2 separate regions of the Homo sapiens genome follow, and region 2 is linked to region 1. Evidence: read pairs that join two places in POLR2A ChIA-PET (ENCODE). Cell type or tissue: Panc1. All regions are shown on one strand. Links, peaks and the distances in the headings refer to the core of each region. The heading gives the core; the rest is flanking DNA. Region 1 overlaps TCF7 (transcription factor 7). Region 2 overlaps UBE2B (ubiquitin conjugating enzyme E2 B).

Region 1 (11,699 bases), core at 1,232-9,231:
GGCTCCAATGATCCTCCTCCCTCAACCTTCTGAGTAGCTGAGGCTACAGGCATGCACCACCATGCCCAGCTAGTTATTTTTATTTTATTTTTAGTAGAGACAAGGTCTCGCTATGTTGCCCAGGCTGGTCTTGAACTCCTGACCTAAAGCAGTCCTCCTCCCTCAGCCTCCCAAAGTGCTGGGATTACAGGCATGAAGCCACTGCGCCCAGCCCACAGAGAATTTTGTAGGCCCCAGGTCAGGAGATACCGTGGGAAGCCACTGGAAGCTTTAGGCAGAAGTGACACGATCTGATTCCTGTTGCTGCTGGATTGAGGACTGGCGGAGGGGCAGGAGAGAAGCATGGGTCTAAGGAGGGAGCTGCTGCAGTCATCCAGGTGCAAAGTGATGGTGGCTTGGACTGGGTGCGGGCAAGGAGGAAGTGGTGGGATTCTAGACACATTTTGAAGGTAGAGCATTAGGATTTGCTGACAAATTGGATATGGAGTATCAGAGAAAAAGGAGTCAAGGATGACTCCAAGATCTTTAGTCTGAGCAGCTGAAAGGATGGAGTTACCATTAACTGGGTAAGAAGACAGGGAGGAGCGTTTGGGGCAGGAAGTCAGAGGTTCCGATCTGGATATGTTGAGTTTAGGGGGCATTTCAGACCACCAAGTAGAGTTGAGTAAGCATTTGGAAAGTAGAGTTCCTAGAAGTGGGGCTGGAGAAGAAATGTGGAGTCATCACATGAAGATGTTTAAAGCTGTAAACCCAGATGAGAGGAAGATGGGAGCCAGAAACAAGGTCAGGAAGGAGTGGCCCATGAAGCTGGAGGAATATCAGGCAGTGTGGCATTCTGCAAGCCAAGTGAAGAAACTCTTTCAAGGAAGTGGGAGAAACCAATTGTGTCTGATGCTGCAGAGAGGTTGGATAAAATGAAGACTGAGAATTGACCATTGAGTTCAGGATGGTGGAAGTCACTGGGACTTTGACAAGAGTCATCTAGTGGAGGGATGGGGCAAGAGACTGTCTGGCTGGGTTGAAGGGAGAATGAGGGCTGAGAACTAGGGGCAGTGAATGGGGACAGGTCTGCTGAGGTTTCTGTAAAAGGGAGTGAGACAGGAGGTGGTAGCTGGGGGAGGATTTAGAGATGGGAGAAATGGCAGCCTGTTTGTACCCTGATGGGAATGAGACAGGGTTTACAAAGTGCATGACACAGTCCCTGGCATGTGGCAGGTACCAGATACCTGAAGGAGTGCACATGTGTCCACATACCCTGCAGCTGCCCCAGCCTCTCTTCTTCCTTGCTAGCCACCTATAGGGACATCAGCCCCTGTCTGCCTGAGGAAAGGAGGAAGCCTGTGAAGCCCTGTTATGTAAGGCTCCTCCCGGTGGGCAGATGGATGAGCAGGGCCCTGACAGGTGGCAGTGTCAGCACCTTCCCCAAGACCTGAGGGGAAGGGTGAAGGCTGTAGCCCGGAGGCAGGAATGTGAGGAAAGATGCCAGCAACAGGGCTGTTGCTGGCAGGTGTGGGAGCCTGTGCCCAGCTGGGAGCTTCATGTCTTGGCTACAGCAGGGCTTATACCCAGCCTTCCATCTAGGCTTGCCCTGGGCTTCCAATAACCAAGTGCCGAGGGACTGTGCCAGGCCTCCTCACCATGAGCCACCCTTCTCCAGGCCTGGTAATAAAGGGGCCATGAACCCTATTCACTACTAGGAGAGATGCCTGAAGCTCTTAAGGAGTCTGGCTAAATTCACCCAGTCAGGAATTGCACTCACAGAGTGGGGACGAACCCAGGCCACAGCCCCTCATTACTGACTTGCTCCAAAGATGTCCCGTTTCCTCTGTGCCAGGAGTCAGAGATCACTCATCCATGCTCCCAGCCAACAGCATCCTTGCAAACGGGCTTTTCAAAGTGGGAAGTTGAACCTTGGTTGCAGATGATGTCTCCAGGGCCCTGACCCGTGCAGATGTGCACTGAGGATACTGTAGAGCTGGGCCTTGGCCCTGGCAGTGACTCCCTGCAGCCAGGTCTTCCTGGGGAGCCCCTCCTTCCAGCCTGCTGACTGAATCGTCTCTTGATAGAGCAATGCAACTAGTGTTAAGAGTCTTGGCTGGGCGCAGTTGGCTCACGCCTGTAATCCCAGCACTCTGGGAGGCCGAGGCAGGTGGATCACTTGAGGTCAGGAGTTTGAGACCAGCCTGGTCAACATGGCGAAACCCCATCTCTACTAAAAATACAAAAATTAGCCGGGTGTGGTGGCGGGTGCCTGTAATTCCAGCTACTCGGGAAGCTGAGTCAGGAGAATCGCTTAAACTGCCAGGAGGCGGAGGTTGCAGTGAGCCGAGATCGCGCCACTGTACTCCAGCCTGGGCCACAGAGTGAGACTCTGTCTCAAAAAAAAAAAAAAAAAAAAAACAGAGAAAAAAGAAAAGTAAGAGTCCTGCGGTGCTGAGGAAACAGGAAGTACGGGGGCTGGGCAAGGATGGCCCTGGAGGAAGCCAGGCCCCATCTCCCCTGATTTAGGGGATTGAGGAGGGCCCTTCCCTGTGTCAGAAAATCCTGTTAGGCCTGAGCTAAGACAAATGGTCAGACTCAGAATCCCCAGACTGGGGGCTAGAAGATGAGGAAAGATAGCTGTGCTTCTTCCAGGGTGTGCTGGGGTAGGCCTGGGTCCTCAGGCCATGCCCTGCTTTAGGGGGCTGGAGGCTATAAGCAACCTCCCAGACAAGCCAAACCTGAGATGAGGAGGCCAATAAGGGTTTTCTGGACAGGGGAGACGCACCTCCAGGAATTGAGTGCCCAGAAAGACCAAGAGGCTTTCTAGGGGGTGGGACTGCTTGGGCAAAGTCTTGGGGGCTAGTGGGCGGGGTACTGGACACTGTGACTTGAGTGGTACCCCCTTCGCTGAGGCCTGTGGTTTTGGCCACCACTTTTCTTTGACAGCTGGGCTTCCTGTATACCCTCATCCCAGTGTCTTCCTCCCTCAGGACTCGCCACACTCACCCACCCTCCTTCTCATTTTTCAGCACAAGGCCAATCAGCCCCCCCACGGTGTCCCCCAACTCTCTCTCTACGAACATTTCAACAGCCCACATCCCACCCCTGCACCTGCGGACATCAGCCAGAAGCAAGGTACAAGCCTGGGATGGGGAGGGGCCCAGTGAAACCAGAGCCTAAGGGCCAAGACCCCAGCTTCTGAGACCAGGTAGCTGGGTCCATTTTATAACTGGAGAACCTGGGGCTGTGCAAACTAAGGGCCCAAAGAAAATACCAGAAAGATGGACTGGGGGTATAAGGGCATCAGAAAACTGGAAAAGGTGGTGCTAGGTCAAAATGTGAAGGCTTCAGGTTGAAGCCTAAATCCCATGGGTGACCCCGCTGCCAGTATGGCAGCATTGCTGAGAACTGTAAAACTGTAGCCTTTCCTCCTCTCAGTGAGAAAATGGAAAGTGGTGGTTGTGATGGCTGATTCACCTCAGCCTCAGGCAAAGTCATTCTGAAATCCCTCATTGTCAGCTGTGGGAAACCTGCTGACTCAACCCTGGGGGGCAGGTGGAGCCTTGGCTCCCCAGGCTGGGCTCCCCTAGACCAGGGGCCTGCCTCCTGCCCAGAAAGCTAGGCTGGAGTCCCCCGAGCAGAGATGCCCCAATGCCTCCATGCCTGAGTGACTTCAGCTCTGCCTACTGGCCCCCTAATGTCTTAGGCAAGTCACCCCAGCCCTCTGCCCTGGGTTCCCTTGTCTGTCAAAGGGGCACTATTATCACACTGGGATCCTCCTGAATAAACTAGTTTATGTCTGGTCCTCTAGCAAAGCTGGTGGGATCTTAAGGCCCCTGTAGGAGGTTCTAGGATGCAGTAACTGCTGATATGGCCTGCCAGGTCAGGCTAGCCCACTCACTCAGCTTCTCTCCTCTGCAGTTCACAGGCCTCTGCAGACCCCTGACCTCTCTGGCTTCTACTCCCTGACCTCAGGCAGCATGGGGCAGCTCCCCCACACTGTGAGCTGGTGAGTGTGGGCCCAATGGGAAAGGGGTACCGTGTGCTGGTCAGACCAAGACCTGCCTGCCCTTCCATTTCCTCCTCCATCCCTCTTGGCTGGCCACCCTGCTGCCAGCTCTGTTTAGATGCCAGGGGCTGGCCAGCAACTCTGTCCTAACCTGGCTCTGAGCTAGGGGTCCTCATGTACCCCGGCCTGCATTCCCCAGGGAGCCTGACATACTCCCTTTGGAGAGGCAGGAGAGCTGGTCCCTGGTCCCAGCCCTGTCTCCCTCAGTGTCCAAGAGATCCCCTTAGATGGGAGAACTCTGGGCTGCTAAGGGACCTCCAGGGCCATATGAGTAACTGAGGAAGAAAGGTGGGCCCGAGCAGGGAGGGGACAGCATGAGTGGCTACCAGAGAGGCTGCTGCTTCTCAGCTCACTGGCCTCAGTGCCTACTGCTTTTGGTCCTTTCCTTGGCTGAGCTGCTTGAGGGGCAGTGTCCCTCCCTGCCCCTGTGGTGCCTGCTTAAGCCCAAGCCTCTGACCAGCCTGCTTGGAGATTCTTAAGGCTGGACCAGGAAAAGGAAGCCTGGCCCCCTAAGCCAGTAGGCCTGACTATGGGCCAAAGGGCCTGTCCTCAGCTGGAGTTGGGCCTTGGCAGGCTACTTGGCCCTTTACTCATCAACGATAGTTTGAGCTGCGCAGGTCTCTAGCCTATTTCAGAGAGCTGGGCTGTGGCAGTCACCCAACAGCAGGAAAACTTGGCTCCCCAAGGAGATCGGGCAGGCCAGAGGCCCAACCTGTGGCCCACTTGCCCTTTACCCATGGTCAGCACCCTCCTCCGTTCCAGCTTCTCCTTGGACAATCCATTCTGAATACAAATTAAGACTACTCCCATGAATACCCCTAGGATCAAAGCGTGGCAAGATGCTCAAGAGCCCAGCCTTACTGGACTAGACCAGGGTTCCGTGGATGCAAATCTGTAGGCCAGCCTTTCAAAAGCATCCCCTAGGCCAGCAGTGCTGAAGACCAAGAGAGTTGAGCCTACAGCAGATTTTACCCACCAAGGCTGTAAGGAGGGGACTTCAGGCAGCCCTGTGCTCTCGGCTTCCACCCGGTGGCACTTGGCTGTGAGGAAAGAAGTAGGGGTATTTAAGCCATCTCTCCACTGAGCCCTATTGTGTGCCGGGCAGGGTTCTGGGCACCAGGGAAGTCGGCACTGCTGAAGCCAACTGATCGTTAGGTCCCTGCCCTCTCAGAACTCAGTCTACCTCGTGGGCAACCCAGGCAAAAAACCAGACAGTTACAGGGCACTGTTGGTAGTGCTCTAGTTAGGGACTGTAGGAGCCCAGAGAGGTACCTCATCCAGCTTGGAATCTCAGGGATTTGAGGAGGAAGGGTCACTTAGCTAAGGAAGACCTGAAGGATGACCAGGAATTGAAGCAGGCAAAGTGGTGCAAAACAATCCAGTGTTAACAGTGGCTGCAATGGCCCCAGGACAGATATCAGCCCTATACCGTCAAAGAAACAGAAGCAGGCTGGAGGGGCCCAGGGGCCTGCTAAGCTGGGTCCCAGGAGAAGGATACCATTTCCATCCCTCAAGCACCCATACAAGTTTATAGAGGGAAACCGCACAAGCTGCCCTCTGGTGGCAGATGCTTGAAATTCCAGCAGAGGCCCATCTGTCTCACAGGATGGGTCAAGGCCTGCCTAGCAAGGTAGGGAAGTCTTTCCTCGTGTCTGGCCAGCAGCCAGACTGCTAACAGCTATCTCTCCCAACCACAGGCCCAGCCCTCCTCTCTACCCCCTGTCCCCTTCCTGCGGATATAGACAGCACTTCCCTGCCCCCACTGCAGCCCCTGGCGCCCCCTACCCCAGGTGAGTCCCCTACACTGCAGCTAGGCTCCTGCTTCCTGTTGCCCAGGCTTCAGAGCCCACACAAGGCCATGCCCAGGCCAGTGCTTGCCCTGTGTTAGTCGTTTGTCCATCTGTCCGTCTGTCATTTTGCAGCCCCCTGCTGTCCTGTGCCTGAGAATGAAGCTAGTGCAAGTGCCAAGAGGCCTCAGCCTGGGCCACACCGTGCAGCAGAGCACCACAGAGGCCAGGACAGTACAGGCATATGTGGCTCAGCCCGTGTGCAGATGTGTGTGCACTCACCTCTGTTCTTCATCCCTACTTAGAAGGACTCTCCTGGGCATCCCCTGAGCTTTGCCCAAGCTGAGACAGCACCTTTTACCTAAGTCCCCAACCTCTGACCCTTAGGGGCTGCTGGCTCAGGGATAATACCTGTGCAAGCAGTAAGGGGCAGAATGGTCTCCACAGAATAGCAAGAAAGTGAAGTGGGAGGTGTGTGTACATGGATCCCTTCACTTAGGTCACTCCTTCAGTGACAGACTCAGTGCAAATATGCAATGGCAGGGGATTCCACAGACATTTGCTGCCCACTGGAGCTCACAGCCCAGTATAGCAAGTGTAGACATGGCACCGGCAGCTTAATGGGCCAGCTGAGTGATGGGGAAGCCCCAAGGAGACCTCACCAGGCCTGATGGGTCAGGGAGAGCTTCGCGGAAAGAGTAATAGATCTTTTGCGAGAAGAAAACAAGGGAACAGCCATAACTGGGGCTGCCGGGGAACGGAGAGGGACAGGAAGCAGAGGAGAAGAGAAGGGGCTAGCAACAGCAGCAGGATGCTCATGCAGGGCTGTGCAGGCCCTTGGGAGCAGCCTGGGTTCTATTCTTTGGACGCTGGGGGAATTTCAGCCGAAGCAGGCCAGGAACATTCAGGTGTCTCTAATGGTTACTCTGGCTATTGTGTGGAGAGAGGCCTGGAAGGGTCAAGCAGGAGAGGGATGAGGCCTCACAGGGCAGCCACAGGCTCCTGAGGCTGGGTTGGTAGGGGAAGGACGTGAGAAGGGGACAGATTCAAAAGCTACTTGGGACCTATGTAGTAACCATCTGAATGGCAATCTATGTAGATTTTTGCAGTGTGTCTGTGTAGTGTGCTGGGAGCAGGTATTTGTATTTATCTCTGTGTACTTATGTCTAGGCCAGTAGGATAGAGTATCTATCTGTTCACCTGTGTCCTCAAGTTATGTATTATGCAGGGGCCTCTGTGTGTGTCCAAAGGTCTGGCCCATAATTCTTGGCTCAGTGTTAACTTTCTTCCTGCCTCCAGGTTCACCCACCCATCCTTGATGCTAGGTTCTGGTGTACCTGGTCACCCAGCAGCCATCCCCCACCCGGCCATTGTGCCCCCCTCAGGGAAGCAGGAGCTGCAGCCCTTCGACCGCAACCTGTGAGTGAAAAGACAATGATGGCAGGGGGTGTGTCAGTCAGGATACACATGCCTCCCCACCAGGCCTGAGGACTGCCACGAGGTCCCTGCCTAAGCTGTTTCGTGCCTCTGGCTATGTTTTTGATCCTCAGAAGTAGGAGGGGGTGGGTGGGATGGGGAACAAGGATTTTTCTGAGCCAACAGAGGAGGGGCTCAGAAGTCCTTAACACATGCTTTTCCCACTTGTCTGTAGTGTTCCTATAAGGAACAGTTACTTAGCTGTCTGCTCACCCATTTGGGGGCAGCTAGGAAAGATTCCACTTAGAAAACTCTGGTATCATACACTTAGGCACACTCTAGGCCCACGCTAGAGGAGGAGGCTGCAATTAGGTGGGCACTCGGGGGGCTCCTGAACAATCTGGATTTGTGCCCCTCAGGAAGACACAAGCAGAGTCCAAGGCAGAGAAGGAGGCCAAGAAGCCAACCATCAAGAAGCCCCTCAATGCCTTCATGCTGTACATGAAGGAGATGAGAGCCAAGGTCATTGCAGAGTGCACACTTAAGGAGAGCGCTGCCATCAACCAGATCCTGGGCCGCAGGGTGAGACCATGGGCAGGTGGGCTGGCAGGGATGCTCCCCGACCATCTTCAGCCTGGTGCAGCCTGCTGACTCCCTGATGCACCCCACCTGCCCCTCTTCCCTGTTGCAGTGGCACGCGCTGTCGCGAGAAGAGCAGGCCAAGTACTATGAGCTGGCCCGCAAGGAGAGGCAGCTGCACATGCAGCTATACCCAGGCTGGTCAGCGCGGGACAACTACGTGAGTGCCTAGTGACACACAGCAGGGGTGGGCAGGGGACCCTTTGAGATACCATGCCCCAGGCCACAATCTCAGTAAGGAACGCAGAACTACTGTCCTGAAGGCACCGATGAGGAAGGGCACGGAGGGTCCAAGGCCTCCCATGGCTGCCTCAGAAGAGGACAAGCCCACATCCTATTCTCCACTCCAGAATATGCTCACACATGAGCTGTTACCCAACATTTGATTGGGCCACATGGGCAGAAGGGGAGAAAGGGGTCTGGAAGTCACCTCCTTCCATTCAAACTGGAGACCAGATTGGGGTGAGGGAAGAGCTTCTAAATGCACTCCATAGCAGCCTAGCAAGACCAGCAATCAAGAAACACCAGCACCCCAAGGTAGGAGGGGCCTGTACGCCCAGAATCCCAGGGTTACCCAAGCTAGGCAGCAGGCTGTGGGTATCCCAATGTCTGCCTCCCAGATCTGAGCATCCCTCCTTTTGTTCCCTGCAGGGGAAGAAGAAGAGGCGGTCGAGGGAAAAGCACCAAGAATCCACCACAGGTGAGACCTTCTCTCAGCAGCAGTGGAGGCTCCTCTCCATGTCCCCATTTCAAGAGCAGCCCTCCTCTGACCCAAAGGGAGGAACGCGGTACCCAGCTAGGAGCCTTCAGGGCCTGGGGCCTATGAAAACAAGGCCTGCATCTCACAAGTCAAATTCCCATGCAAGAAACAGCTATATTATACTAAGTCCCAGGGAAACCCAGCAGAACTGGCTTCTGCTGGGTAGAATTGGAGTAGATGGTGCGTTCCTCTGCCTTGCACCCACTACCTTTGCTAGCTCCACTCACCAGAGAAACCAGCAAAGAACTGACTGTATGGTTTGATGCTTAGCCCAAACAATGTCCTGGCTAGTTCTGCTGAGACTGGGAGAGGCTGAGCTAGGCCCCATGACTAGGCCCAGTAGACACACAGCCTACTGGCTGGAGCCTGGCAATTTATCACCCCCACTTCAACATTTTTCATGGCAGTGCAAAGTGCTCTATGTAGAGAAGCCCACACCCTGCTGCAGGCCTCCTTCCTAAGGGTGAATTCCTGCCTCTCTGGTAACTGAGACTCCACATCCCTGACCACCTCAGCCGTGCTGTCCCCACACAGGGAAGCTGGAGGCTAGGACTGGGACAGAGCAGGGCAGAGTTCCTAGCCCTTTTTCCAAGGCAAAGAATAGGCCCTTCCTTCCATCTGCAAGTGTGTAGAACAGCATAAGGTATAGCCTTCAGCCTTATCCCTTGAAGGAATGTAGGTCAAGAATGAAGAAAAACTGGATAAAATGGGTAGGGAGTTGGGGAGGAGGTGGGTGGCCCTAGGGCATAAAAGGCTGGATCTCCATGGTCTTCCTTGGGCCCCTCTGCAGCCTCCATGCTGCAAGGGCCCCACAAGCCACAGAGATGAGCCAGATTGACAGGACTCCCTCCCTCCCATTCTTCCCACTGCCTCTACTGCGTACCTGGGTGCCCACCTTTCCTGATATCTTGGCTCTGGGCTCTTGGGCTCCCACTGGGGCTGGCTGTGCCATGGAGAGGCCCACTCTGCCTATGGGGGCTGTAGGGTGTCTATAACTGGCTAACACTGATGTTACCTCTTCTTTCTGGGCCCTGCTCTGCCCCGCTGCCTGCTCGCCCTCTGCCCTGCTCTACCCCTCTGGCATGGCTGTGAGCAGACCCTGGCTCGCCTAAGAAATGCCGTGCTCGCTTTGGCCTCAACCAGCAGACGGATTGGTGTGGTCCGTGCAGGTGGGTTTGTCCCCACCATCGTTCTCCCTTTGCTTTAAGCTGCTTCCCTGACTCTGCACATGTTCCACTGGGCCTGCAGCCCACTCCTTTGGCCCCTCAGCCCACTAGCATACTCAGCAGATTGGGAGCCCAGGCCTCCTGAGAATAGTAGTAAATACTGAACACAGCGCGTGGAGAAGACCACTTGGGTCTAAGTGCAGGAGGATTGGAGAGAAAGACACAGAATGTTCCAGAAAGGAAGGACAGACTCAAGAAGGCAGCTCTGATGCCAGTGGGCCTAGCAGGTCCTCAGCAAACAGACAGCTCAGCCACCACTAAGGGGGCCTGGAGCCCATTCTACCAGGCCTCAAAGTCATTATGGCCCATGGGCTCCCTCACTTCCTCTTCAAGATGGGATCCCTGCCTGTACCATCCTGAGCCCTTAATCTGAAAAAGCAAGGTGACAACAACACAGAACCATCTGGTTGCCAGGTAGCCTTATGACTTGCTATCTTGTACCTACTGATACCAAAGGGCTGGAGAGGCTGGGGGAGAGGACCCAGGGGGTACCCTGGGCTGTCTGAGGGAAAGGGCTCATGTGTTTCACCATACAACAGAGAAATACTTGTGGGTGTGACAAGGTTTACCCAACAAGTGGTTAAAGTTTCCTCAGTCAGTTTCAGGCCAGGCCTGGCAGGGCTAAGATAGAGGGTACTCCAGGCAGTAAGGCCACTGGCTCTAAGGAACACTTGTCCAGCCTCTCAGTGTACCCACCACACTCCCTGTCCAAGGGCAAGGAGGAGTTTGGGGTGTGTCTGTGTATCCACATACATATGCACGGTGGGAAACAACCCTGTCTTCAGGGGAAGTTCTATTCCATTCATTCCATCAGAGACAAACTGGCCCAGAGAACTCAAGGATGGTAATGGACAAGAGTCACTGTCCATGTCTTCTTCCTCTAGCCCAGCTTGAGGACTGGGATGGCTGGGCAAGGAAGCCATAGGCATTGCGGCCCCTTGCCTTGGTGCAGATGTGAGTCCCACAAACACATCTGGAGAAGCTCAAAGGCCGGGACTGGGAGATGACTCCCTTGGAAGACAGGAGAGATGACTCCCTTGGAAGACAGATGACAGCCCATAGGCCTAGTGACAAAAGGCCCCTTTGCCACCTTGTGGCTGTTCTGGGAACTGCACCTGTCCTAGGTCTGGGCCAGACCAAGCAGAATGGCAGTCTGAGGACACTGACTTACCACCCAAGTCCCAGGAAGAGAGGACAAGGAATCAGCCAGGCCTGTGCAAAGGCAGCATTTTTTGGTTGTGGTGTATGACTATGAATTCACCCTCTGTTTACAGATAACTCTCTTCACTATTCCTAGGAGGAAAAAGAAATGCATTCGGTACTTACCCGGAGAAGGCCGCTGCCCCAGCCCCGTTCCTTCCGATGACAGTGCTCTAGGCTGCCCCGGGTCCCCAGCTCCCCAGGACTCACCCTCATACCATCTGCTGCCCCGCTTCCCCACAGAACTGCTTACTAGCCCTGCGGAGCCGGCACCTACATCCCCAGGTCTCTCCACTGCTCTCAGCCTCCCAACCCCAGGGCCCCCACAGGCCCCCCGCAGCACCCTGCAGAGCACACAGGTACAGCAACAGGAATCTCAGAGACAGGTGGCCTAGCAGGCACAGGACACCTGGCCGCCTCCAGGAGCCTACCCCCTGAAAGTGACAGAGACCCAGATCTCATGGAAACTGGCCAGGGGTCCTGTTAACGTCATCTCAGGGTCCAGACCCTGAAGATTTCAGAGGCTGCAGGACTTCTGCCTGAACCTGGGGTCATCGATTCAAACTGCTCCAAGTGGTGGGAATCAGATCTGTCTTGATGTGTCATCTAATTAAGGGAAT
Region 2 (11,699 bases), core at 2,134-10,133, 240 kb after region 1:
AATGGCGTGAACCCCAGGGGGCGGAGGCTGCAGTGAGCCGAGATTGCGCCACTGCACTCCAGCCTGGGCGACAGCGAGACTCCGTCTCAAAAAAAAAAAAAAAAAAAAAAAAAAAAACTTTATGCTGCTGCTTAGGAAAGATGAAATTGGGATGTGGGGACAAGGATCTGAGCAAACAAATCTGGCTTTTTGGTGACAACTATGCTTAGCCTATTTGAACAAGAGTTATGGCTCCATTGGAAAGCAGGACACTTGGGTTTAGCATCATAACTAGAGTATTGCTTTACATCATATTGCTGTAAAATGAAAAGATGTCTTTTCCTCTTAAGAATATACATATGGGCCAGGTGCGGTGGCTCACGCCTCTAAATCCCAGCACTTTGGGAGGCTGCGATGAGTGGATCACCTGAGGTCAGGAGTTCGAAACCAGCCTGGCCAATATGGTGAAACCCCGTTTCTACTAAAAATACAAAAATTAGCCAGGCATCTGTAATCCCACCTACTCGGGAGGTTGAGGTAGGAGAATCACTTGAATCCAGGAGAAGGAGGTTGCAGTGAGCTGAGATCATGCCATTGCACTCCAGCCTGGGGGACAAGAGCAAAACTCCGTCTCAAAAAAAAAAAAAAAAAAAAAAAAAAATATATATATATATATACACATATGTACAAAATGACTGGTCAGTATTAATGAAAGTTTTTTTGTGCTAAAATTATGGGCAAGTTTTTTTGTTTGGTTTGGTAAAACCACCCTAAAAAGAAAGCTTAGAATGAAAGTTAATACTTTATGCCTGGGTCTATGAAAATCCAGGGCTAAGGTGTTACTAAACTCTATCTTAAAACTCCACAAATCATCAGAATGAGTCCCTCTTTTTCTGTTGAAGTTTATCCTTTCCATTCTTGAAAATCAAGAAAAAGCAGAATGAGAAACTTCTTTTAATCAGAAATCTTCTTGTTTTCAGACCAGAAGGGACACCTTTTGAAGATGGTAAGTCATACTCATTATGTTTTCTATAGTGTTATGAGGTTACTTTTTAGTAGAAAATTGTAACACCAACATATCTACTTGAAGCCATTTTCTATGGTTAATAGGCCAAGTTAAAAGTAAAGCTATGGAAAATTTATACTTCATAAGGGACTTCTTCCCACAGCAGCTTGGTCACCTCCATTGGTAACCAATATTAAAGGTTACTTTAATATTTTCCTGTATAACTGTAAGCCTGGATGGCAGTGTTTATGTTGAGAATAGTTTAAATTTAGGTGGCCTTAAAGATATCTCTGAGGTGAACACCAGAAGAGTAAATCATGCTTTTTTACTTTGTTATCTTTGATATTGACAGGGTGTTGAGCTGAAATTTTTCATAAACATACATAGCTGCCAGTAGTTTCAAGTACTACTAGCATTTAACACCCATAAGTAGTTATCATTTTGCATAATCTTTGGCATCTCAAGTTGGGTATTTTCATCAGGGGCTAGGAAAATGGGAAACTAGTTCTAATACCGAATTTATAATTGAACTTATCAAACTGATTTTAACCAGGAACTTAGACTTTTCCCAATTGTAGTGTTGGATTTTAAGAAATTATTAAACATCTTTGTTATCATTAACAAAATGACTTCAGAATTAATCCATCAAAAATATTTATCCGAGAATACTGACTGCAGCAGTTTGTAAGGACGTAACCTGAATGTCCAGTAGGAGAAATGGTTAAGCAAATTATGATGTATCTGGATTCTGGAATATGTACCTGTTAAAGAATAAGGTAGATTTGGACATACTGTCTTAAGAGGACAAAAAAACTGCACGATAATGTTTGTCGTAGCATCACATTTTTAGCAAATACATATATGCATGTGTGTCTATGTTAAAGGGTTATATATCAAACTGTTACCAGTGATTATCTGTGGGGGGGGTAAGGAGTTGAAGGAGGTACTTAAGGACGTTACCTTTTTTCTCTACATCAAGGGTTCTCAAGTGTGTGATCCATAAACCCCTTGGGGTCTTGGAGACCCTCTCGGGGGACCCATACGATCAAATCTCATCATACTAAGACTGTTGACCTTTGCATTGATGGTACAAAACCAATGGTGGCTATAACTACACCTAAGTAGTTTCGTATCTTAGAACAAATCAAGGCATTAGACAGTGGCACCAAACCATACTAATAGTGATTATATTCTTTGCATTTTAAAAGATGCCAGTTGGCCAGGGGCAGTAGCTCACACCTGTATAGCCAGCACTTTGGGAGGCTTAGGCAGGTGGATCATGGATCACTTGAGCCCAGGAGTTTGAGACCAGCCTGGGGGAGCCCTTCTCTACAAAAAATTAGCCAGGCATGGTGGTACATGCCTTTAGTCCCAGCTACTTGGGAGGATTACCTGAGCCCAAGAGGTCAAGGCTGCAGTGAGCCCTGGTGGAGCCACTGAGCTCCAGCCTGGGTGACAGAGTGAGACCTTGTCTTTAAAAAAGTTACCAATTTTTCTTAATTTCTTAATTTAAAGACATTTTTATTAGTATTAGGAAGCTCTGGACCCTTGAGTATCTATGTGGGTTTTTTTTGTTTGTTTTTTGTTTTTTGTCTCGCTCTCTCACCCAGGCTGGAGTGCAGAGGCGCAATCTTGGCTCACTGAAGCCTCCGCCTCCGAGGTTCAAGTGATTCTCGTGCCTCAGCCTTCCAAGTAGCTGGGATTACAGACATGTGCTACCATGCCCGGCTAATTTTTGTATTTTTAGTAGAGATGGGGTTTCACCATGTTGGCCAGGCTGGGGCCTTAAACTCCTGACCTCAGGTGATCTGCCCACCTTGGCCACCCGAAGTGCTGAGGCATGAGCCACACCCAGCCGAGTATCTGTCTTTTTAATATTCTGTATGATATGAAGTAGAATGTATGAACAAAGCACTTCTGCATGTCATAGTATGATAGTTGTCTGGAAGAAAAGCACTTCTACAGTTGTTTGAGTTGCAATTTGAATGACTTTTTTTCATGGAACATTTTTTACTTGAAAATACAGACAAGCTGTGGTTATTCAGGTTTGAATATATGGCAGACATATTCTCAGAAGTAATGTAATAAGCTCGGTGTGGTGGCGGGCACCTGTAATCCCAGCTACTCGGGAGACTGAGGCAGGAGAATTGCTTGAACCTGGGAGGCAGAGGTTGCAGTGCGCCAAGATCGCACCATTGCACCCTAGCCTGGACAACAGAGCAAGACTCCATCTCAAAAAAAAAAAAAAAAAACAGTGGGGGGATCTAAGTGGGTTGTTAGGTTAAGGATAGCAACTGAAGATATTTGTTGCTGTTGATAAAATAACAGCTTCCTGATACTTACTTTTTGATGAGATTAGTGGGTAGTGTTACCTGTTGTGATTTTTTTGATAGTATATAATGGAATATGGCAACATTTGGAGGATCTGTAAACTCGAGTCACCCAATATTTTGCAGATGTCCCATGAATAATAATACAAAACCATGAATGGGTAAAACACGTATGTGAAGTGAACAGATTTTAATGTAACTGAGTACAAAAAGTTGACTAATAATTTCAGATTCTATATTGCAGCAAACCTTTAAAAGAACTACCATTTCTTCTTTGGTATAATATCAAAACAGAATAGCTACAGTCACCTGAAAAAGCTATTCAAATACTACTTTTTTTGCTGGGTGCAGTGGTTCATGCCTGTAATCCCAGCACTTTGGGAGGCCAAGGTGGGCAGATCACCTGAGGTCAGGAGTTCAAGACCAGCCTGGCCAACATGGTGAAACGTCGTCTCTACTAAAAATACAAAAATGAGCCAGGCGGGATGGCACGTGCCTGTAATCTCAGCTACCCCAGAGGCTGAGGCAGGAGAATTGCTTGAACCCAGGAGACGGAGGCTGCAGTAAGCTGAGATGGTGCCATTGCACTCCAGCCTGGGCAACAGTGAGACTCTGTCTCAACAAAAAAAAAAAAAAAAAAGGAAGAAAGAAAGAAAGTACTCCTTTTTTCAAGTACATATTTGTGTGAGGCCAGATTTTCTTCATGTACTTAAACTAAACGGTATTGTAATAGATGGAGTGCAGAAGCAGATAAGAGAATCCAGCTATCTTCTGTTAAGCCAGTCATTAAAGAGACAGTTGCAAATATGTAAAACATTGCTTACACTTATCACCAACTTGGGGAGAAATATAATTTTAATTTATATTCTGTGTAATGGGTTTGCAGTTTAACCTACCTTTTTTTTTTGGAGACAGAGTCTTGCTCTTGTCACCCAGACTAGAGTGCAATGGCGCGATCTCTGCTCACAGCAACCTCCGCCTCCCAGGTTCAAGCAATTCTCTTGCCTCACCCTCCTGAGTAGCTGAGATTACAGGCACCCCCATACCCAGCTCATTTTTGTACTTTTAGTAGAGGTGGAGTTTGACCACGTTGGCCAGGCTAGTCTCAACTCCTGACCTCAGGTGATCCGCCCACCTTAGCCTCCCAAAGTGCTGGAATTACAGGCGTGAGCCACCCCACCTGGCTACAGTTATTTTTAATGAAGATTTTCTGAGTTAAAGTTTTTTTGTGTGTGTGAGACGGAGTCTTGCTTTGTCACCCATGCCAGAGCATAGCGGCATGATCTGGGCTCACTGCAACCTCCACCTCCTGGGAGGGTCCTTTGCCATGTGGTAGTCAGACCCTCTCAAAATCCTTTAACCAACTCCCATTCTAAGCTATAATAAACTATTTGTAGTTCTTCAAATATGCATTTTAAATCTTGGTAGCTAGGGCCTAGTTGCCTTCCAAAAATATGACAGTTAACACTCCCACCAATAGCAACATGAATGTGCTTGTTCCCCAACCGCTTGCCAATGCTGCGTGTTACCATTCTAACATAAATAGAGTATATTTAGGATGTTTTGTATGCCGAACCAACGTTGACATACTAACTTTTATGTGGTTGTACAAAAACCAGTATGCAGTTGAGAACTGATGAAGAGATTAAAAAGTCGTGCTTGTCTTTACTATAATTATTTTGTTTTCTCTCTAGGTACTTTTAAACTAGTAATAGAATTTTCTGAAGAATATCCAAATAAACCACCAACTGTTAGGTTTTTATCCAAAATGTTTCATCCAAATGGTAAGTAGCATTTTATAGATTTTGCAGATGATAGTGGGGAAAAGAGTTGTTTCCCTCCTTTTAGCTCTTTCACCTTACTTTTTACTGTTAGGGCTCACTTGTAGGTGTTGCTTCCATGTCCATGTGAGCCACGTATTTTGTTGTGGATTTTTTTTTTTTTTTTTTTTTTTTTTTTTGAGACGGAGTCTCGCTCTGTCGCCCAGGCTGGAGTGCAGTGGCGCGATCTCGGCTCACTGCAAGCTCCGCCTCCCGGGTTCACGCCATTCTCCTGCCTCAGCCTTGTGAGTAGCTGGGACTACAGGCGTCCACCACCACGCCTGGCTAATTTTTTATATTTTTAGTAGAGACGGGGTTTCACCATGTTAGCCAGGATGGTCTCGATCTCCTGACCTTGTGATCTGCCCACCTTGGCCTCCCAAAGTGCTGGGTTTGTTGTGGATTTTTGGTTTGTTTCTTATTTCTTCAGAGACAAAGTTATACTCTGTCACCCCTGCTGGAGTGCAGTGGTACAGTCACAGTTCACTGTTACCTCAAACTCCTGGGTTCAAGTAATCCTCCTGCCTCAGACTCCTAACTAGCTGGGACGACAGGTGTGGACCACCATGCCCAGCTAATTTTTTTGTTTGTTTTCTTTTTCTTTTTTGTAGACACAAAGTCTCTGTGTGTTGCCCAGGCTGGTCCTTGAACTCCTAGCCTCAAGCAGTCCTCCCACTTTGACCTCCCAAAGCACTGTGATTACAGGAATGGGCCATTTTTTCCAGCCTTTAGCTATGTTTCTGTAGCTAGACTCTTACAAAGCTTCCAAATTTGAGGTCAAGTTGTTTTAATAACTCCTGAATTAAAAGTAATACATGGTCGGGCATGGTGGCTCATACCTATAAACTCAGCACTTTGGGAGGCCAAGGTGGGCGGATCACCTGAGGTCAGGAGTTTGAGACCAGCCCGGCCAACATGGTGAAACCCCATCACTACTAAAAATACAAAAATTAGTCAGGCATGATGGTGGGCACCTGTAATCTCAGCTACTCAGGAGGCTGAGACAGGAGAATCACTTGAACCTGGGAGACGGAGGTTGCAGTGAGCTGAGCTCACAACACTGCACTTCAGCCTGGGTGACAAACCAAGACTCTGTCTCCAAAAAAACAAAGGTAATATGTAAGCCAGGCACAGTGGTGCACACCTGTAGTCCCAGCTACTCCAGAGGCTAAGGCAGGAGGGTGGCTTGAGGCCAGCCTAGGTAACATAGTAAGATCCTGTCTCTACTAAAAGAAATAGATAAAAGTATTATCTATTTATTTGTGGAATTGTGAAAAATAAGAAAAATCTGTTGGCTAAAATTAAGCTTTTCAAAAATACAATTTTGGCCAGGCGTGGTGGTTCATACCTATAATCCCAGCACCTTGGGAGGCCAAGGTGGGAAGGTTGCTTGAGACCAGGAGTCAGAGACCAGCCTGGGCAACATAGCGAGGTCCCATCCCTATAAAAAACAAAAAAAATATCAAGGCATGGTGGCGCACACCTGTAGTCTCAGCTACTTATGGAGGCTGAGGTGAGAGGATCACTTGAGCCCAGGAGGTCAAGGCTGCAGTGAGCCATGACTGTGCCACTGCACTCTAGCCTGGGCAACAGAGCAAGATTCTATCTCAAAAGTACAATTTTGCATATACAAAGTTGGAGTCAATGACCACACACAGTGGTTCATGCCTATTAATTCCAGCACTTTGGAAGGCTGAGGAGGGTGGATTGCTTGAGCCCAGGAGTTCAAGACCAGCTTAGGCAACATGGTGAAACCCTGTCTCTACAAAAAATACAAAAATTAGCTGGGCACAGTGGTGCGTACCTGTATTCCCAGCTACTAGGGAGGCCGAGGTGGGAGAATTGCTGGAGCCTGGGAGGTTGAGGCTGTAGCAAGCCATGATTGTGCCACCGCTCTCCATCCTGGGTGACAAAGCAAGACCCTATCTCAAAAAAAAAAAAGAAAATTGGGATGTTATATATAAAATAAGGTGTTTTTTTTGGTTTGTTTGTTTTTGTTTTTTTAATATACTGTGAACATTTTCCTTAATAAATATTCTGGGCTGAGTGCAGTGGCTCACGCCTGTAATCCTAGCACTTTGGGAGGCCAAGGCAGGTGGATCATGAGGTCAAGAGATCAAGACCATCCTGGTCAACGTGGTGAAACCTCATCTCTACCAAAAATACAAAAATTAGCTGGGCATGGTGGCGCATGCCTGTGGTCCCAGCTACTCGGGAGGCTGAGGCGGGAGAATTGCTTGAACCCGGGAGGCGGAGGTTTCAGTGAGCCAAGATCGCGCCACTGCACTCCAGCCTGGCAACAGAGCAAGACTCCATCTCAAAAAAATAAATATTCTGATACATCATTTTTAATGGCAAAATGTTCTGTTACATAGATTTATCATATTTTTAACCAGTGTCCAATTGTTGATAGTTTTCAGTTGTTTACAATTTTAAATAGCACTTTGAACATTCTTAAAAATCTTAAAAATTTTTTTGTTGTTGAGAAAAACACTTGCTGTGTCACACAGGCTGGAGTACAGTCGTGTGATCTCGACTCATCGCAACCATTACCTCCCGGGTTCAAGTGATTCTCTTGCCTCAGCCTCCTGAGTAGCTGGGACTGCAGATGTGTGCCACCATACCCAGCTTTTTTTTTTTTTTTTTTTTTTTTTTTGAGACAGAGTCTTGCTCTATCGGCCAGGCTGGAGTGCAGTGGCATGATCTCGGCTCACGGCAACCTCTGCCTGTTGGGTTCAAGTGATTCTCTTGCCTCAGCCTCCCAAAGCTGTATATCCAGCTAATTTTTATATTTTTAGTAGAGACGGGGTTTCACCATGTTGGCCAGGCTGGTTTTGAACTCCTGACCTCAGGTGATCCGCCTGCCTTGGCCTCCCAAATGTTGGGATTACAGGTGTGAGCCACCGTGCCCGGCCTCAAAATAAATCTTTTCAGATACTAATTATTATTTTGATTGAGTTTTTTGTTTGTTTTTTTAATTGCTGCATAACAACTAGACTAAGTTTTTTAAACGTGGGGATTACTGGGTCAGAGGCTTGTGTGTTTTTAAAGCTTTTAATGTCATTTTCCATTTTTTTCCTTCAGTGGAATTGTTCTCATTTTCACTTCATAGAGTAGTTTGTTACTATTCTTCACTAAACGATGGCTAATTCCTTTGTAATAAATTTGGTCTTCCTTGACATCTTGCTGTTTACATCTATTACATTTATATTTCTGTATTATAAATTACCATGTGAAAGACTTCTCCAAATTCTTGAAGCTCCTCTTCAGTCTCACAGCCTTTGCTCATTTAAATGTGGCGTTCCCCATCAGCCAACTCACTTTCAGGAAGAACATTTTCAGAGGTCCTCTTGGTCGTGTCTCTAGTACTGCAGAATACATTATAGAGCTCCCTACCCAGAGGAGAGATGTGTTTCGTTTGTGTCTGGAATCAAGGTGACTTTCCAGTAATAGATACTACCTTTGGCACTTCATTTCTGTGAAGTTGCTTTTTCCTTCTAGCTGCCTTTTTTGCTTTTTTTTTTGTCCAAGACAGGTTTAATTTTATTTTCTGTTTCTCTTTTTGGGGAAGTTCCCAGGTCATTTACCATTTATTCCACTGTAGCTTTATCTTGCTTAGACTTGTTATTGAGTCAAACCAAACCAATTATGATAAGGGGGTCTTTAAATAAAGGTGGGAAAGACTGTAGAATGAGTAAGGGATATAAATATAGGGTTATCACTTAAGCAAATTTTTAAGAAACCACAGTGTATTTGGTTTTCACATCTCTTCATATTTATAGCATGGTTTCCCTTTTATTCTGCTGAGTACTTTTTTATAATTTAACTTTCTGGTTTATTTTTTTAAAAACATTTATTGAAATATAATTTACACACCAAGCTGTTGACCCACTTAAATTGTACAACTCAAATGGTTTTTAGCATAATCATAACCATCACCATGACCACTTTAAAAACAACAAAAAGCCCCATAACTATTATCTTAGCAGTCAACTCTGTTTGTCTTAACCCTCCCCGCTTCAGTCCTAGGTAAGTGTTACCCCTAACGTGTTTTCCCTCTAGATTTGACTATTCTGGATATTTCATATAAATGGAATCTTATACTATGTGGTCCTTTGTGACTGACTTCTGTCACCCAGCATAAAGTTTTCAAGGCTCATCTATGTTGTGATATAATAGTATCTGTGATTCATTTTTTATTGTTGAATAATATTCCACTGTATGGATATTCTGTATTTTGTTCATTAGTTGATAAGATATTTGAGTTCTGATTTACTTTTGGATTCTCAGAAATAGTTACTCAGAACTTTAAAATTGTTTTACACTTTTATGGGTTTTACAGAGTTACTAATTTTTGCTTTGGGCAGCTAAGTTTGATGTTTCTGTGGGATGGACAGTAAGTTGGCTTTGAAGCTGAGAGATAGATCTAGGCTAAGGCCAATGATTGGGAATACTGAGCACATGGATGGTAACTGAGGCCACAGGAGTCAATAGGATTGCCCAGTGTGTGTGTAAAGGGTAAGAAGGAAAAGGGCTTAGGATAGAGTCTGGAAGAATCACAGTGTTTAAGTGTGATTTGCTCCCCACTCTCTGTTATGGTTTGCTCCATGAAATGGTATCTGTAACATTTAAATGAATTTACTCTTTGTTTTACATAGCAGTTCACTTCTAGAAATTTTTTCTACAGATAGTCTCACAATTGGGCAAATACTTAACGTTCATTGCTTGTATTTTCACAGAATCAGTCTAAAAAGGGAAGAACCCTCCCAGATGTTCAGGACTTTTGATACCTGTTAGTCACTTGATTTTTTTTTTTAATGAAAGGAATATGTATACTCATTGCACAAATAAATCATAAACACAAGGAAGGATAAAGAAAATAAGATAGGCCAGGCACGGTGGCCCACGCCTGTAGTCCCAGCACTTTGGGAGGCTGAGGCAGGTGGATCACGAGGTCAGGACTTCGAGACTAGCCTGGCCAGCATAGTGAAACCCCGTCTTTACTAAAAATATAAAAAATTATCCAAGCATGGTGATGTGTGCCTGTAATCCCACCTACTTGGGAGGCTGAGGCAGGAGAATTGCTTGAACCCAGGAGGCGGAGGTTGCAGTGAGCCGAGATCACGCCACTGCACTCCAGCCTGGGTGACAGAGCGAGACTCCATCTCAAAAAAAAAGAAAAAGAAAAGAGGATCATCTGCTGGGGGCGCTGTGGCTCACACCTGTAATCCCAGCACTTTGGGAGACCGAGGTGGGCAGATCACCTGAGGTCAGGAATTCGAGACTAGCCTGGCCAACATGGTAAAACCCCATCTCTACTAAAAATACAAAAATTAGCTGGGTCGTGGTTGTACATGCCTGTGATCCCAGCTACTCGGGAGGCTGAGGCAGGAGTATTGCTTGAACCCAGGAGGTGGAGGTTGCAGTGAGCCGAGTTCTCACCACTGCACTCCAGCCTGGACAACAGACTGAGAATCCATCTCAAAAAAAGAAAAAAAAAAAGGGCCGGGCACAGTGGCTCATGCTTGTAATCCCAGCACTTTGGGAGGCCGAGGCAGGTGGATCACCTGAGGTCAGGAGTTCGAGACCAGCCTGGCCAACATATGGCAAAACCCCGTCTCTACTAAAAATGCAAAAATTAGCTGGGCGTGGTGGTGGGCACCTGTAATCCCAACTACGTGGGAGGCTGAGGCAGCAGAATCCCTTGAACCTGGGAGGCGGAGCTTGCAGTGAGTTGAGATTGCACCATTGCACTCCATCCTGGGCAACAAGAGCGAAACTCCATCTCAAAAAAAAAAAAGGAAAAGAAAATAAGATCATCCATAACCCTACTATTACAAATATCCACTACTTACATTTTGACATTCGGTCTTAGAAATGTTTTTTGACTACATATACTTTAAATGAATTTATATAAAACTTTTTAATCAAAATAGGAAATTATAAATAATTAAAAACTTATTTTTAAGGTAATAGTCTGTGGATGTCTTACTCTATAAACAGTAGATATGTATCATTTCTGGTGATTGTGTTGCTATTGCTTATATGAATGTATCAGTTGTTTATTTAGCCAGTTCCCTCTTTTATGGACCACAAGGTAGAATTAGTTTTTCACTTTTTTTTTTTTTTTTTTAAGATAGAGTCTCGCTCTGTCGCCCAGGCTGGAGTGCAGTGGCGTGATCTGAGCTCACTGCAACCTCTGCCTCCTGGGTTCAAGCAATTCTTCTGCCTCAGCCTCCTGAGTAGCTGGGACTACACGCATGCACTACCATGCCTGGCTAATTTTTGTATTTTTAGTAGAGACAGGGTTTCACCATGCTGGCCAGGCTGGTCTCGAACTCATGACCTCATGATCCACCCGCCTCGGCCTCCCAAAGTGCTGGGATTATGGGTGTGAGCCACTGCGCCTGGCCTTCTACTCTTATAAGTAGTATTATAGTGAACATCCTGTAAGTAAATCTTTGTGCATGTCCACGTTTATTTCCTTAATTTCTAGGAGTGTAATTGCTATGTCAAAAATAAGCAGTTTTTTAAAAGCTTTAAGAATATTTAGAAATACGGAAT

The links. ChIA-PET counts read pairs that join two places held together with the same protein. Peaks named below come from ENCODE experiments on the same cell type or tissue, not always from the same donor. Only the 100,000 strongest peaks of a DNase experiment are listed, where the experiment ranks them.
Region 2: POLR2A ChIA-PET joins it to region 1 with 8 read pairs; 5 of 35 experiments call an interaction of 5 or more read pairs at or near these places.

The regions. Positions count from the first base shown.
Region 1 is chr5:134,135,048-134,146,746 of GRCh38, forward strand. It overlaps TCF7 (transcription factor 7), which reads left to right. Exons shown (of 10, transcript NM_003202.5): 4 at 3,012-3,117; 5 at 3,904-3,991; 6 at 7,138-7,257; 7 at 7,674-7,836; 8 at 7,946-8,053; 9 at 8,545-8,593; 10 at 11,177-11,699. The coding sequence ends at 11,256. Among named protein-coding and RNA genes, the nearest start is that of TCF7, 26 kb to the left of the region's middle. RefSeq lists enhancers at 3,194-3,263, 3,274-3,443, 3,614-3,723, 4,315-5,292, 10,689-10,768 and 1 more. In Panc1, for the core only: CTCF peaks have their summits at 5,620 (motif pointing left) and 5,833; a DNase peak (open chromatin) is centred at 5,622; H3K27ac peaks cover 535 bases.
Region 2 is chr5:134,375,710-134,387,408 of GRCh38, forward strand. It overlaps UBE2B (ubiquitin conjugating enzyme E2 B), which reads left to right. Exons shown (of 6, transcript NM_003337.4): 3 at 960-985; 4 at 5,010-5,099. Among named protein-coding and RNA genes, the nearest start is that of UBE2B, 10 kb to the left of the region's middle. In Panc1, for the core only: no CTCF peak of the experiment used is centred there; no DNase peak of the experiment used is centred there.